3 separate regions of the Homo sapiens genome follow, and all the other regions are linked to region 1. The links are chromatin contacts, found by Hi-C or POLR2A ChIA-PET in ENCODE. All regions are on one chromosome and are shown on one strand. Each heading gives the region's core, a stretch centred on a gene start or an enhancer-like site at or near the end of the contact. The rest is flanking DNA. Distances are from core to core; before and after follow the strand shown. Region 1 overlaps NTN1 (netrin 1). Region 2 overlaps NTN1 (netrin 1). Region 3 overlaps NTN1 (netrin 1).

Region 1 (5,143 bases), core at 1,119-3,618:
CCTTTCCTGGTCAGTCCCTTGTTGGATTCTTGCCTGGGAGTTTCAGAGCCAGCGAGGCACTGGGGTTGCTTACTGTCCCCATATGTGGAGGAGATGTCCAAAATACTCAGTAGCTGGTGCTTCTGGGTAATACCCCGGCATCGGTGTTGAGATGCTGGCCATAGACAGCTGCCTTGCTACCTCTCTGTGGAAGATCAGTCTGCCCTAAAGCTTTTGAACCCCCAAAGGCCTGTTCAGAGGATGTTCAGCTATGGAGCCACCATCTCTCCATGAGGAAGAGCTTGTGGCTTTCCCCAGGCTGTTTTCCCTGGCTGTACTAGATAACTCAGGACATCATTGCAGAAGGACAATTTGGATTCTTCCCGCATTTGCCCACAGGGAAGCTCTGCTGCGCAGTCCCTCCCCGTAAGGACTCAGGGTCATTTGCAGACTGGAAATCCCTTCCATTAGCTCACGTGTAAGAATATTAACAAGGCCATTTGGGAGGCCGAGGTGGGCAGATCACGAGGTCAGGAGATCGAGACCATCCTGGCTAACACGGTGAAACCCCGTCTCTACTAAAAATACAAAATAAATGAATAAATTAGCCGGGCATAGTGGCGGGCACCTGTAGTCCCAGCTACTAGGGAGGCTGAGGTAGGAGAATGGCATGAACCTGTGGGCAGAGCTTGCAGTGAGCTGAGATCGAGCCACTGCACTCCAGCCTGGGCGACAGAGAGAGACTCCGTCTCAAAAAAGAATATTAGCAAGGCCAATGCTAACCTCAAACCTGTAAGGATCTGACATCCCAGAGGCAGGAAATGTGTCTTCTAAGGCTCTCTGAGTTGGAAGGGTCTCGATCAGTCTAGTTCCACCTCCTCCCCAGAGCCGGAGTCTCCTGTACCGTATTTTTCTACTTGAAGGTCTCCAGGGATGGCAAAGTCACTGTCCCCCAGGGGTGGCCCATTCTAGCTCCTTTGGCCAGCTGGAATCTGCCATCCCCTGTCTTATCCTCTGTTTGATGGTAGGCCACCTAAAATCTTTCATTAAATCTCATAGACACTTTACTGAGCTCTAAATGAATTGTACCTAGTGGTTTGATTAAAATAACTGGATTCAGAATTGGGGTTCAGATTTTGATCATTTTCACCACAAAGCATATCATGATGAAAATGGCTTTGTTTGGGTACAGATTTGGGGCCACTCTGGCCATACTTGCCTTCCTCCCCCTTGTGTCTCCTGGAACTGGAGTGTGATTGGTTCCACATGGGGATCTTTGCATGTGAAGTGGGGGCATGCTAACTAGTGACAGGGCCTCTTGAGGGGCTGGGTAGGGGCAGAGGGGCGTGGTCTGTCTGTTTGGCATTGACGGCCCTGCAGACAGTGCCCTGCAACTGGAAAGCAGTTTTTGGGTCATCCAATGGGCAGGGTCTTTTCCCTTCTCACAAATCTCCACGTGCTCCTGGGCACAGGTATCTATTCTTGTTCAGCAGATTGAGAGAGGGAAATAAGGGAACGACAAGCTGGTGCTAAGCAAATAGGAACTGAAGAAGCAGACAACCCTTTGAGTTAAGAAAAACCCAAACAGGACTCTTCTCTCCTAGACCTGTTGAGTTGAGGGGCCCTTTTAACCTCTTCTGGGACTTGTGGAGACTGAGGAAATTAAAGTGGCTGTTGATAAAAAAAACCGTTGCGTGAAATCGTACATCTTAGGCACAGCCCAAGCTGGGTAGGGATCTGGTGTGTCCTGGAGGTAGCACTGACATGCCAGTCTTGGGGCATACTTTTACTAAAAATGATTTGTGCCATTCAAATTTAACTGGGTGTTCTGTATTTTTATTTGCTAAACCTGGCAACCCGAGTCTAGTCGGAGAGTGAATTAGGAAACTGAGAAGGCGTTTTGGTGTTGTCCTGGAGTGGCCCAATGGGACACTGGTTTCTGTTGGGCACACGGGGGTCCAGCGTGCAGATTGGGACCCTGGTTTCACCCTGTCCCTGTCCACGAGCAGGAATCTTGATCTGTTGGTCACACGGGGGTCTGGTGTGCAGTATTGAACCCTGCAGTAGTTTTGGCTGCAGTCTGGGCTGGTCTCTGGAGTTTACAACCCAAGTCAAAGTTAACTAAAGAGATGAATTAAATAAAGGTCAAGCAGGGAGGGATACAGCCCATGGGGGTAGAGGGGAACAAAGGGCTGGGGAAGGTGTCCTGGGAATTGCATGTTTTCCTGCCTGGTGTCTGGAGAACAGAATCAACTGCAAGTCATTAAGCCTCCCTTGCACCAGCCTCTCCCACTGCCCTGGAGTCCCGCCTTGAATCTCCAGCCTGGCAAGTGCCTGGCTTAGTGACGGGAGCCATTACAGATGGGAAATGACTCCAGGGAGCCAGGAGCCAGGCTTGGCCGGCTTGGCTGGCAAATCAGCCCTCATATGTCCATTTCATAAAGCACAGGGAGTGTATGCACCACCTCTAGGGAAAAGAGATTGGAAGGAACCCCCCCCACACCCCCACACACACCCTGCTGCCACCCCCCGAGCTGCTAACCAGACATCTGGGCAGGGCGGGCAAGTCACAGAGCAAAGAGAATTTCATGGCAACAAAAGCTTCCGGGAGAACTTTGCTCAGACAATCTCTTCCAGTTTGAAAATTCTCTGCCTTCAGGAATGAATTCCAGCAGCCACAGGGTTTTATCAGGCTTCTTTCTGCCTGAGACCATGTCACCCTCACCATGCTGCTGGGGGTCTGGAAAGAGCTCTGAATTAGTTTGGTGAAGTGTTAGTCACCATTCACTATTGCCAGGTCCCTGGCAACATCTCTTTGCTTCTTGGGACCTTGTTCTTCTCATCTCTTCTTCTACAAGAGGGTAAACTAGGAAACCCTGGAAGGCTGCACCAGCCCCAAGACCCTGGGTTTGTCCTTAGAACAATGTCCCCCTTCCTTCTTTTGCTGATAGATCTGGAGCTTGGAGAGGACTGGGTGGGATGGGGTGAGGTTTCATGCAGGGTCTTATTATAAGGAAGGAGCAGGGCAAGGCACTGTGGTGAGCACCTGTAATCCCAGCACTTTGGGAGGCTGAGGAGGGTGGATCACTTGAGGTAGGAGTTCGAGACCAGCCTGACCAACATGGTGAAACCCCATCTCTACTAAAAATGCAAAAATTAGCCAGGCATGGTGGCGCACACCTGCAATCCCAGCACTTTGGGAGGTCGAGGAGGGTGCATCATTTGAGGTCAGGAGTTTGAGACCACCCTGGCCAACATGGCGAAACTCCATCTCTACTAAAAATACAAAAATTAGCTCAGCATGGTGGCGGGCGCCTGTAATCCTCAGCTACTTGGGAGGCTGAGGCAGGAGAACCACTTGAACCCAGGAGGCAGAGGTTGCAGTGAGCCAAGATCACGCCACTGCCCTCCAGCCTGGGTGACAAGAGTGAAACCCCATCTCAAAAAATACATAATAAATAAATAAGGAAGGAAGGAGCAAGACCTCCAGTCTCTGGACCCCCACTGTGAAACTGTTTTTGTCCTGAAAGGCAAGAAAGTTTGCATCTCATAGACAGTGGGCAGCCATGGAAGGTTCCAGAACAGGGCAGTGACAAATGAGAGGAATGTCTGAAGAGGGATTTGGGGTGGCGGGCTGGTTGGAGGTGGAGAAGGCGTAGAGTTGTGCATGGCACATAGAGGGCCAGGGCTAAAGTCCCCGAAGGAGGTGGCAGAGAGAGCACTCACCCTCTGCCTGGGGCAGAGGCTCCGGACTGGAACGTGGACGGAGGATCTGAGGAACGCAGCAGACAAAGAACTGATGACTGCTCAGGGCTTACCAAAGCCTGCTCGGCATTTCCTCCAAGAGAGGGGCCCGCCCGCCGGGCAGGCGGAGAGAAGGATGTTTGTGCAGCAGGAACCCTGAGTGATTCTTTTGCAGCAAGGGCCTGGGACATGTTCGTTAGGAGGGGATTGTTTCAAAGCCTTAGGGGGAGGCATAGCAGCCAAAAAAGGGCAGGGAAGAGAAAAGGCTAAGATGTTTACAGAGAAAAAAAAAAAGTCAGTGGAAAAAATGACGGCGAGGTCAAGCAGATTTGGGGGATGGCCCCCGCTGTCCACTGGGGAGGGGCCGGGTGCCCGGCACAGCGGGAGAAAGAACCACAGGGCCTGGGCTGTGCTTTTTGGAGAGCCGAGCCCGTGACCCCGGTATCCTTAATCCTGCCCGTGGTCCTGATCCCAAACCCCACGAAATGCCCTCTCCGGTCTGTTTGCCGCCAGCCTCTTTGCAGGGACCACGTCCATCAGTTGGTCCCCCCTGGACATTTCTGCTTGAAGAAGGAGACAGGACTCACCAGACTTAAGACTTATCTGCCCCCCACCCCTGTCCCTTCCCCCAGAAGCCTAAGAGGGTCTGGCTGCGGGGTGGGAGGCCAACTCCTAGCAGCCCTTTTGTCTGACATCTTGACAAAGGGGCTGGGGCCTTTCCCAAGCCCCACAGGTGTGAAGAACTTGTTACTGTAGTGTTTATTCAGCCCTATTAGTGGCCTGAAGGACTGTTGACAGAAGGCCCCTTTGTGTTCAGACTTGGCTAAAGCTCCCTAAGCCCTCGACAAACACAGGCCACTTATCTCCGGGGACTTTATCAGAAACCATCTAAAGCCTGTCTTTGGCAAGCCGGGAACTCCAGCCTCCCGTCCCACTCTGACTGTGACTCCGGGCACTGAGGTTCCAAAACACTTCCCACTTTCTTTCATTTTTCCTACCACCTTGATCCACCCCTCTTCCACGGCATTTCTGGTATCAGAGATAAAGCACAGGTGGTGGTGGGGAGGGGGAAGGGAGGGTGGACAGAAATTCTGTTTTCAAATTGGACCCTAAAAACTAAATGGAGTGGCCCTGCAGGCCTGGTTCTGAAAGAGAGACTTAAGAGAGGTGTATGGGCTCCTCTCTGGGAGAACTTGGCTTCAGGGGCCTCTAAGGCTGACCACGGAGGGTCCCTGTGGAGAGGTGAAGCCAGCTGGACTTCCTGGGTCTGCTGGGGAATTGGGAAAATTGTCTGTCTTACAAGAGGATTGTAAAACACACCAATCAGCACTCTGTAGCTAGCAAGAGGATTGTAAAATGCACCAATCAGCGCTCTGTAAAACACACCAATCAGCACTCTGTAAAATGCACCAATCAGCAC
Region 2 (5,143 bases), core at 1,878-4,377, 58 kb before region 1:
TTTGAAGCATTCATTGCTCCCACATACCAGAGTCCTGGGATCCTTAGACATCCTCAGAGCTCCCTCCAGGTGCTCTTCTCCACAATTACCCAGAGGATTGAATCAAGCTGAGAGTTCTCAGCTCTCTTTTCTCGAGACAGCTGCTCATCCTTTGTTTGGAACCCTGGGCCTGTGCCGATTTGCCCAGTAGCTTTCACGAACGGCTTTCACATAAAGCCAGACTTGTGCTTTCTAAACAGTTGACCCTGTGTGAGGGCCGTGACCTTGCAGAATACAAAACAGGAGAGGTTAGATCTAAGTCCTCCACTGAGTGCTCCTGGGGCATCCTGCCCCCAGGGAGGCTGTGGTCTACCCAAGAGCAGATGTAGAAACCCCAATTCGACCAGGAGGCTGAATGGAGCCACTTTGTCCCATGCTCCCCACTGCTGTCCTTCCTCCCCAGAGGCAGGAACGAGGCTGCCTCATCCAGAGCTGAGACGCATACTGCTGTGCTGGAAGGAGAAGGCCAGAACCCCAGCTCACCAAGCTGGCATTGCTGGTGCACGAGCCACCCAGTGGGGACAGGCAGGGGGCAGGAGGCGGGAGACAGGGGACCAGCTCCCGACGGCCGTGCCGAGGGACTTCTGTGGGTGCCCAGTGGGTGTCCATCTGCAAGTTGGCTTCAAGGGTCTTTTGGCCACCTCTTCCATGACTTGGAATTTCTTATTGTCCTGCTCTTAAAGATTTTGAGGATCCCTAGTAAGTGGGGATCAGGAGTTCTGGGTTCTGGGTGTGGCTTTATTACCAGCTCACTGGGTAGGGTTGGGCCAGTCCTTTCCCCTCTCTGGGCTTCAGACTCCTTCTTATGAAACAAGGGATTGGCCTTAGGTGTCCTCTGAGGTCCCTCCAAAGCAAGCCGCTCTATGTTCTCTGGAGCTCCTAGCACCCCAATGACACACACCAAATAGTTGCCACAGACGGATGGGTGGATGGGCTCTGAGTCCCACCTCCACCCGCTCCTGGGTGGGTTGTTCATTTGAGGACTGAGACCCCAGGGCAGACCCGGAAGCCTGGAACACGTTCACATGCCACAGATGGAGGATTTTTCCGCTTCAATTATCTTCTTTGCAGGTTTTGGGTTTTCAGACAGGGCTGGCAGCTTGACTGAGCCACAGTAACCATTTCCGAGCTGGCTGGAAGCATGCATGGAGGACCTCAGGGTTCAATCTGTTGTTCTCCTTCCAGTATCAAGAGTCTGAACGATTCCAAATACGGAGAAACAACCTCTCTCCGGGTTCCTTGTGGCCAGCCATCACGAAACCCTCGCACCTGTTCACCCTGCAAAGCGTGATATGTCTGAACTATTTAAACGGTTGGGTTTACTGATTAATTTCTCCTCAGCCTCATGCCTGGATCCTGGGTGTCCGCCATCGGAGTGCTGGTGACTGTTGTGGAGGCAGGACCCCCAGCTTAGGGTACAGAGTCTCCTGTGTTGTGGAGAGCTGAGAAGACCAGGTATGAGGAGCCTCATTTGTGCTCTAGCTTTATTATTAAGTTAAGGGTGCCAGGCGCGGTGGCTCACGCCTGTAATCCCAGCACTTTGGGAGGCCGAGACTGGTGGATCACCCGAGTTCAGGAGTTCGAGACCAGACTGACCACCATGGTGAAACCCCGTCTCTACTAAAAATACAAAAAAGTTAGCCAGGTGTGGTGGCGGGCACTTGTAGTCCCAGCTACTCGGGAGGCTGAGACAGGAGAATCGCTTGAACCCGGGAGGCGGAGGTTGCAGTGAGCCGAGATTGTGCCACTGTACTCTAGCCTGGGCGGCAGAGCAAGATTCCATCTAAAAAAAAAAAAAAAATTAAGGACATATGTTTTGGCTATTCTCCAATTTCTACTTTTTATACCTTGTTAAACACATTAGAGCAATGTCCTAGGTGACAATTTCTTGTTGATAACGCACAAGTTTTGCCAGAAGACTGTCTCAGATGTTCCCTGTTCTCTACCCCTGGTGGGTTTTTCACTGCTGGGTGGAACCTAAATGTTCATTGTCCCTTCTGAGAACACCTGCTGTGTGCTTCCCCTGCCTGCAAAAACCACCTTGAACGTGATGGGTGCTTTCGGACTCTCAGGGCCCTTCTACCTCTGCTCATCCCAAACACCACGGCACTGGAGACAAAGCTTTTCGTTCGCAGCCGCAGCCGCTTGCCTGTGATCATCTTTTTCCAGTTGGGGGTTTCATCTCTCTTTTACAACCTGGCTCCTGCTACCGACCTCCTGCAGTTTCTGGCGGGGACTTGTTAGAGTGGCCAAACAAACTTTTTTTTTTAAACACCAACAAGCTATCTGGACACAGTAGGGTAGTTACTAAGCAAAATTATCACTGCTCCCTTCTATGCCCCAGAAGTCCTGAAGCCCACAGCCTGTCTATCCTTTTGAGGCCAAAGGGAGAGATGGGCATTTGAGGACATGGTGGGAAAGGCTGAGGCTGGAGGACGGGCTGTGGGTATGTGAGTGGGGAATGGTGTTGACGCCTGTCTCCTCCCAACTTATGGCATTGATCATCTTTTGGTAGGAGCCGGGCTACCAAACTCATCTTTTTTTTTTTCTTTTTCTTTTTTTTTTTGAGATGGAGTCTCACTCTGTCACCAGGCTGGAGTGCAGTGGCATGATCTCAGCTCACTGCAACCTCTGCCTCCTGGATTCAAGCGATTGTCTTGCCTCAGCCTCCCAAGTAGCTGGGACTACAGGCATGCACCACCATGCCTGGCTAATTTTTGTATTTTTAGTAGAAATGGGGTTTCACCATGTTGGCCAGAACAGTCTCGATCTCTTGACCTCATGATCCGCCTGCCTCGGCCTCCCAGAGTGCTGGGATTACAGGTGTGAGCCACCGCGCCTGGCCTAACTCCTCATCTTTCTTACTTACCAAAGCAGGTAAGGACTCTCTGTGACTCACTAAGCAAGAAAGTCATGGATGTTTCTGGTCATTTAGGAGCAGAAAGAGGGGGATACAGATGCCGGTTTATAAAGGCTGAGAGTGCAGGAGGCAGCCACTCAGGAGACCTTGCTAAGGCTGGCTTCCCGCTGCTTGTCTTCTCTGGCCATTTCTCTGCTTGGGTACAGAAACCAGGCCAAGTGCCTGGGGAACATTTAGCTTTTTGTTGTGAGAAGGGAAGAATTAGAAAGTCAAATGCTCCTATGGACTGGGAGCCAAGAGAAGGGGGCAGGGAGGCTGGCAGGGCCTTGAGGAGGCTTGGCCACTCTGAGGGTGGGTGCCCATCTAAGGCAAGCCTGGAGCTGGGTGGGCAAGAGCCGGGCGGCCCCGCTCCTCCTTTCCATGTCCTCCCCTCCACCGGGACCCTCAGCCTGGGCCCAGCAGGGAAACCCAGGGCGTGTGAAGCCGACCAAAGGGAGATGGATTGAAAAACAGCCAGCTGAGGAGGGCACTGGCTGCCAGGCGGAGGACTCGGCAGTGCCAAGTGCAAGGTTTCTGGAGAGCTGCTTATGTCTCACTGCCTACAATAACACCTCATTTATTTGGCATTATCAGAGAATGAGCTGTTTCCCTTAAGTGACTTTTCCTCCCCCAAACTTTAAAAATGGAAACATTTTATGTGTCAAACTTTTTATTATTATTTAATTGTGGTAAAATATACATAACATAAAATGTACCATCTAAACCATTTTTCTCTATGTTTTAGAGACAGGGTCTCGCCCTCTCCCCCAGACTGGAGTGTAGTGGTAGGATCATAGCTCACTGCAGCCTCAAAACTCCTAGGTTCAAGGGATCCTTCTGCTTCAGCCTCCCCAGTAGCTGGAACTACAGGCTCAAGCCACAGTGCCTGACCAAAGTTAAACTGGATCCTACGTTTAACCCCCCGCCTTTTTTTTTTTTTTTTGAGATGGAGTTTCTCTCTTATTGCCCAGGCTGGAGTGCAATGGCACGATCTCGGCTCACTGCAACATTTGCCTCACGGGTTCGAGTGATTCTCCTGCCTCTGCCTCCTGAGTAGCTGGGATTACAGGCATGTGCCACCACGCCCGGCTGATTTTGTATTTTTAGTAGAGACGGGGTTTCTCCATGTTGGTCAGGCTGGTCTCGAACTCCCGACCTCAGGTGATCTGCCTGCCTCGGCCTCCCAGAGTGCTGGGATTACAAGCGTGAGCCACCGTGTCCGGCCCGTTTAGCCACTTTTATGTGTACAGTTCAGTGGCATGAAGTACATTCACCATCATCACCATCCGTCTCCAGAACTTTTTCAACTTCCTAAATTGAAACTCTATACCCCTGAAACAACTTCTTCCTGCCCCAGACTCTGGAAACCTCTAATCTACTTTGTCTCTAGGAATCTGACTACTCTAGCTACCTCATATCAGTGGAATCATACAGTAGTTGTCCTTCGGTGACTCCCGGGTTCAAGCGATTCTCCTGCCTCAGCCTCCTGAGTACCTGGATTACAGGCATGCACCACCACGTCCGGCTAATTTTTGTATTTTTAGTAGAGACGGGGTTTCACCATGTTGGCCAGGCTGGTCTCAAACTCCCGACCTCAAGTGATCCTCCTGCCTCGGCCTCCCAAAGTGCTGAGATTACAGGTGTGAGCCACCACACCTGGCGACTGGCTTATTTCATTTAGTATCATGTCACCATGGTTCACCCAAGTTGTGTAAATGTGTCAGAATCTCCTTCCTTTTTAAGACTGAGTAATACTCCATTGTATGGAGAGGCCACATTTTCTTTTCTTCTCTTTTTTTTTTTTTTTTTTTTTTTGAGACGGGGTCTCACTCCATCTGCAACCTCTCCCTCCCAGATTCAAGCGATTCTCATGTCTCAGCCTCCCGAGTAGCTGGTATTATAGGCGCAAACCACCATGCCTGGGTAATTTTTGTATTTTTTTAGTAGAGACAGGGTTTCATGATGTTGGCCAGGCTGGTCTCAAGCTCCTGGCATCCAGTGATCCACCAGCTTTGGCCTCCCAAAATGTTGGGATTACAGGTGTGAGCCATGGCGCCCAGCCTGGATAGGTCAAAATTTTTTTTGAGACAGGGTATCACTCTGTGGCCCAGGCTGGAGTGCAGTGGTGCGATGTCAGCTCATTGCAACCTTTGTGTCCTGGGTTCAAGTGATTCTCGTGCCTCAGCCACCCATAGCTGGGATTAC
Region 3 (5,143 bases), core at 1,223-3,722, 47 kb after region 1:
CCAGCACTTTGGGAGGCCAAGGTGGGCAGATCACTGGAGGTCAGGAGTTTGAGACCAGCCTGGCCAACATAGTGAAACCCCATCTCTACTAAAAATACAAAAATCAGCTGGACATGGTGGCAGGCACCTGTAATCCTAGCTACTTGGGAGGCTGAGGCAGGAGAATCGCTTGAACCCAGGAGGTGGAGGTTGCAGTGAGCCAAGATTGTGCCACTGCACTCCAGCCTGGGCAATAGAGCCAGACTCTGTCTCAAAAAAAAAAATTATGCAATGTTGTGATATATGAAGGACTCTATTTAGAAATGCATCTGGGTGCCATTCCTGGGCTGCTTTCGAGGATGCAAAGTGGCAATGTAAGATGGAAAGTGTTCCCTGTGTGGTACATGCTGTCACTGTTAACTTCACCTACCGTTAAAGAAGAGGCACTGCCACGTCCAGTCCTGTGGCTTCGTGGAGTGAGTGGTGGGGTCAGAGGGTGTGGAAACGGAAAGACATTCAGCAGTTATTTCAGGTGTTTAAACCGTGGGATTCTCAGTCTCAGCACTGTCGACCTGGGGGCTGGAGATCTCTTTGAGGTGGCAGCTGCCCTGTGCACTGTAGGATGTGAAGCAGCATCCCTGGCCTCTTCCTACTGGATGCCAGCACCTACCCTCTGGCCAGTTGTGATAATTAAGTGTCCCTTGGGGGACAGAGGAGCCTCTGGCTAAGAACCACTGGATCAGACCCAGATTTTCTGACATCAGCCCAGGTTGCTAGAACTCTGGTCCAGGAAAGAAAGCCAGAGCCCAAGCCAAGGGGCCGTGGGACTCTTCTAGTGGGGGGACCTGCTCATTGCCCCTCCGCCTTGAGATCAGACATCCCGTGTGTATTAGGTCAAACCGTGCGGAATTGCTGCTGTATGTGACCATTTCAGACCCACAAAAATGGCAATTTCCTAGAGTTCAGCTTAACATTTACTTCCCCTTGGCCAGGAGAACCTGCTTCTGAGCAGCCTGCACAAGTCAGTTTCCCCTCTCTTCTTTCTCACTCTCTGCTGTCTGTCTCCCTCTCTCTCTCCTACACCCCCTACCCCCACCTTCCTCATTCCCTCATTTTCCCTGGCCTCTTCCCCACCCCCTCGTCCTTTTCCCCTCTTTCTCCTTTTCGGGACCTGCACAAAGGGCTGGGGCAGAGGTCAGGCTGGGGGTGAACAGGGCCAGGCGAGCTCTACCACCCCTCCACCCCTCCACCCTGGGCCTCCATCACCCCAAGGAGCACAGAGAAGCCATTTGCATGGTGGGTTTCAGGAGCCCCATTGTTCCCCTGTCTCTGGGCCTTTGCAGGTGGAGCTGCCACCAGCCTCGAGGAGGATAAAGGGATGAGCTGGGAGGCCAGAGGAGCAAGTGGGGGCGGAATATTTAGCCCTTCTTGGGAGCTCTTCCCACTGGGGGATCAAGGAGCATGGCTGATGGGAACGGGACAAGTGACAGGTGTCAGGGAGAGAGAGGATGGGAGTCCTTGGACCCACCTCCATGTCACACAGCTGTCACAGCGACCTTGCTGGCAGAGGCTGGCAGGGGTGGGGCAGTGCAGGCTGTGGAGCTAGGCTGAGGCAGGGGTGGATGCAGAGAACCCCCAGGTGGCCCAGGCTCAGAGCTCGGCCTGAAACCCCTTGCAGATTCCTGTACAGGTCCTGGGCTGTGGTGGGAGGGGACTTGTAGCAACTGGGTCACACCTGGCCTGAGGCCCTCAGCGTACAGACTCTCCTGCCCCTATTGCAGCGGGCTCGCCTGGCAGAATCTTCACAGCCACTGAACTGGGGTGAGGAAAGCCCCCCTCCAGCCCCAGAGCAGGACCCACAGTGGTCCCTCTAATTACTTAAATACCCTGCCAGATCTAAAACTGCTCCAGACTTAAAGAAATAATAACAACCATCACTGCAATCCTTTACTGGAGATCATGGGTTTTGAGTATTTCACCCCACTCTAGCTAAAGCATTCTGCAAGCCATTTGTTAGTCCTGGAGCCAGTCTTCTCGGTGAAATGAAGGAGCTGGGCTAAAGGATACATTTGGCCCCTTCTCAGCTCAAAATCGCTGGGGCCTGGGAAGGCCTGCTTTGGAGGCCACTTTGGCCACCAGACCCCATCTGCTGTCCTCCCCTGTGCTGCCAGCAGCTGGGCAGGGCCTGGGGTGCAGAGCCAGCCTCGTGTTCTGGGGCACAGCACCCGGGCAATGGGGGGCTGCCTGGGAGGTTCTTTCAGGGCTGTGTTGAAGAAATTGTGGGGAATTTGCACCAAGGAGGGTGCTCAACCCTAGGGTAGGAAAGAAAAGAGGAGAATGGATTGGTGGGGACATTGTTTAGGCAGTCGCCAGGCAGCCTTGCTCTTGTGGACATAGACCCTCAGAGTTGGAAGGAGCAGCACAGTGGTGGTGTGGCAGGGAGGCTACCAGCTGCCGCCTCCTGTGGCTGTCGTGATTATGCTCAGACTGTCCCCAGCCCCACCTCCTGCTGAGCAGGATTTTCCTCTCGGCAGCTCTCTCCCTCTGCTCCTAAAGCTGTTTGTGCGGCCACACAATGCAAGTCTCCTGCCTCTGCCCTGGGGCATGGTTCATGGACCTTGTCTTTGCCATCCAGGGCAGGGCTTCAGGCTTCAGTAAGGGCAGTAGATTGGTGTCTAGGAGGGAGGCGGCCAGTGGGGCATTGCCCCTCCCCATTCCCCCCTCCAGAGAGGTCAGTGCCTTCCTAGAGAAGAGTGTGACAAGTGTCATTTGCACAGTTTTGTGGTCTCTGCTTGAGTACAGTGTATTGTGGGATTAAGGAAAGGAGAAAGCCTTCTATTTGTAGAGATCAGGAATGAAGCAGAGATCTGAAATTATTTGCACAGAGAGGCATGTGAAACTTGGTGGTGTTGGAGCCGGCTCACACCTGTTCACACCTGCTCCCACTGGCTCACGAGGGCCGACTGTGCATCTCTTCCCAATTCTGCATTCAGGGTGTCCTGCTGGGAGTTTGAAATTGGCCATGGTGGGAATATTTACACTTCGGAAGTTGACAAATGGTAAAATCAAAGCATTTTTTTTTTTTAGTTCCCCAGAGAGCCAGTTGTCAGACATTCCTCAGCACAGCATTGTCCAAAAGGCATCCTGAGAGTGAAATTCAGGCTCTCAATACCAGAAGGAACCTAGAGATAGGTCATCCGATCGGGCCTGCACATCTGACAGATGGGGAGACTGAGGCCCAGAGGAGGACAGTGGCTTGTCTTAGGTCATGCAGTGAGTCAATGGCAGAACCGGTATTTCCACTTTACCACGGTCCTTCAAGTAGACCATCCTTTCAAGCAGGAAGCTATGGAGTGACACAGAGGCTTAGCAAAGCTTCCTCCTCCTGAAGAGGGATTAGAAATTCATGACGTGGGCCAGGCGTGGTGGCTCACACCTGTAATCCCAGCACTTTGGGAGGCCAAGGTGGGCAGATCATCTGAGGTCAGGAGTTCGAGACCAGCCTGGCCAACATGGCGAAACCCTGTCTCTACTAAAAATATAAAAAATTAGCCAGGCGTGGTGGAGGGCACCTGTAGTCCCAGCTACTTGGGAGGCTGAGGCACGAGAAACACTTGAACAGAGGAGGTGGAGGTTGCAGTGAGCTGAGATCACAGCACTGCACTCCGGCCTGGGTGACAGAGCAAGACTCTGTCCAAAAAAAAAAAAAAAGAAGGAAGAAAAAGAAAAGAAATTCATGGAAGGGGAAATGGGTTTTAGAGAAGACTGCTTCAAGATTTTCTTCAGGCTGAAGCTGGGCTAGGCATCTACCAGCCTCCCTCTTCCCCTGCCCTAGTCTCCTGGACCAGCCTTCCTTCTGTCCTACGAGGCCACCTCCTTCAGCCCAAGGATTAGGAAGTTGCACTTCAGCATCTAAAAATCTTCCCATGGTCCAAGATACCTTCACAGTAGCTTCTATCTTCACCAGAGAAGCCTCCAAGAAGGTGGTGACCTTTTGGGATTGTCCTGGACTTACCCTTCCCTCTTCTTCTTTGAGGCTAGTTGATGGCTGTGGGTGGGATGCCAGCCATCCACCCAGGTTATCGGGGCCCTGCTGTCTTTGGCTTTAATTCTCCCCAGAACCTCAGGGGGCCCGAGACAGGGATTCTTGTGTGGGTGATTTATTGAGGGGGTGCTTTCAGGAGAAACCAGTAAGGGCATGAGGGAAGCACGAGAGTGCAGGGGAAGAAACTGGGAAAACACAAGGCTGCAGTGGAAGTCTAGCCTCAGCCTGATCACGCGGGAGCTTGGGAATCATATCCAAGAAGTTGTCATATTTACAGGCAAAAGGGCTGGGCAGTGATACCTGCCCAAGTCAGTCAGCCATTGGCTATGTTACATGGGCAAGGGCACCTATAACCTCCCGGATATCTCCAGGGAAAGCAGTGTCCATCCGTCAAGGGCAAACATTCAGAGAAGGGTGCAAGTGTGAGCTGCGTGCAGCTGGGTGCACAGGTCCAGTCAAGGGGCTCTGGGCGGGGCTCCAGCCACCTCTGCTATACTTGGTAGGTGATTTGGTGGGAAGGGAAGTTTTACTGGAATCTGGGGACCATCTGTGGGTTTCTGTTTTGTCCACTCTCCAAGAGCCCTACACTGTAGAAAAACCTGGTGGTTATTCTCTGAGGTCCCATGTCCTCCCTCCTGTGTCCAGCTGGTCTCAGTAATGACAGTCTTACTGATATCTCTCACATCTCTTCTCTAGAAGACCAGAGACCAAGGGGAACTGGAGCGAGAGAATCACAGCCCAGGAGTTCAGGCTCAGCTGTGGATCCTACAGATCCCTAAGTACTGTATCTGACCTTTTGCTGGGAAGATCACATGTAGACCTCCCAGAGAGACTTCCAAAACAGCTCTGACAGACAAAGGACTAACCGCTTTCACCTACGAGGGAGGCCATATGTGTGGGAGGCACCATTGAGCTCCATTCCTGGTACCCACTACCAGCTCCTGTTAGAAGCTGGGGAACAGTGACTTGGGCCCCTTGGGACAAGATAACAGGCATACCACCACGGCTGCACCCACTATTGTCCTAATTCAAACTCTTTCTCTACTTCTCACAACCCTGTATTGGTCAGGGAAGATTATGTGCTGTAACAAACAGCTCAGATAGTATAGTCCAGCTATT

What was found. A loop is a pair of places that touch in the nucleus more often than their neighbours do. ChIA-PET counts read pairs that join two places held with the same protein, here RNA polymerase II (POLR2A). Pooled maps may share reads with other maps.
Region 2: a map of posterior cingulate gyrus shows a loop between it and region 1 (3-fold over the local background). The contact joins two enhancer-like sites. A Hi-C loop is called at or near these places in 6 of 168 maps with a recorded cell type or tissue (head of caudate nucleus, heart right ventricle, posterior cingulate gyrus and 2 more) and 1 of 50 pooled maps. POLR2A ChIA-PET finds 5 or more read pairs at or near these places in 2 of 52 experiments (GM10248 and activated CD4-positive, alpha-beta T cell).
Region 3: a loop to region 1 is called in a map of pancreas, with 5 times the contacts of the local background. The contact joins two enhancer-like sites. A Hi-C loop is called at or near these places in 6 of 168 maps with a recorded cell type or tissue (IMR-90, endothelial cell of hepatic sinusoid, endothelial cell of umbilical vein and 3 more) and 3 of 50 pooled maps. POLR2A ChIA-PET finds 5 or more read pairs at or near these places in 4 of 52 experiments (Caco-2, H1, HEK293T and 1 more).

Annotation. Positions count from the first base shown.
Region 1 is chr17:9,146,783-9,151,925 of GRCh38, forward strand. All of the region lies in intron 2 of NTN1 (netrin 1), which reads left to right. Among named protein-coding and RNA genes, the nearest start is that of NTN1, 130 kb to the left of the region's middle. RefSeq lists an enhancer at 3,944-4,787. Within about 2 kb of position 2,369, at least 3 of the 41 ENCODE cell types and tissues checked have a DNase peak (open chromatin) inside an H3K27ac peak, as active enhancers do.
Region 2 is chr17:9,087,590-9,092,732 of GRCh38, forward strand. All of the region lies in intron 2 of NTN1 (netrin 1), which reads left to right. Among named protein-coding and RNA genes, the nearest start is that of NTN1, 69 kb to the left of the region's middle. RefSeq lists enhancers at 67-568, 569-1,068. Within about 2 kb of position 3,128, at least 4 of the 41 ENCODE cell types and tissues checked have a DNase peak (open chromatin) inside an H3K27ac peak, as active enhancers do.
Region 3 is chr17:9,193,984-9,199,126 of GRCh38, forward strand. The region is part of intron 5 of NTN1 (netrin 1); the gene reads left to right. Among named protein-coding and RNA genes, the nearest start is that of NTN1, 180 kb to the left of the region's middle. RefSeq lists an enhancer at 1,903-2,824. Within about 2 kb of position 2,473, at least 3 of the 41 ENCODE cell types and tissues checked have a DNase peak (open chromatin) inside an H3K27ac peak, as active enhancers do.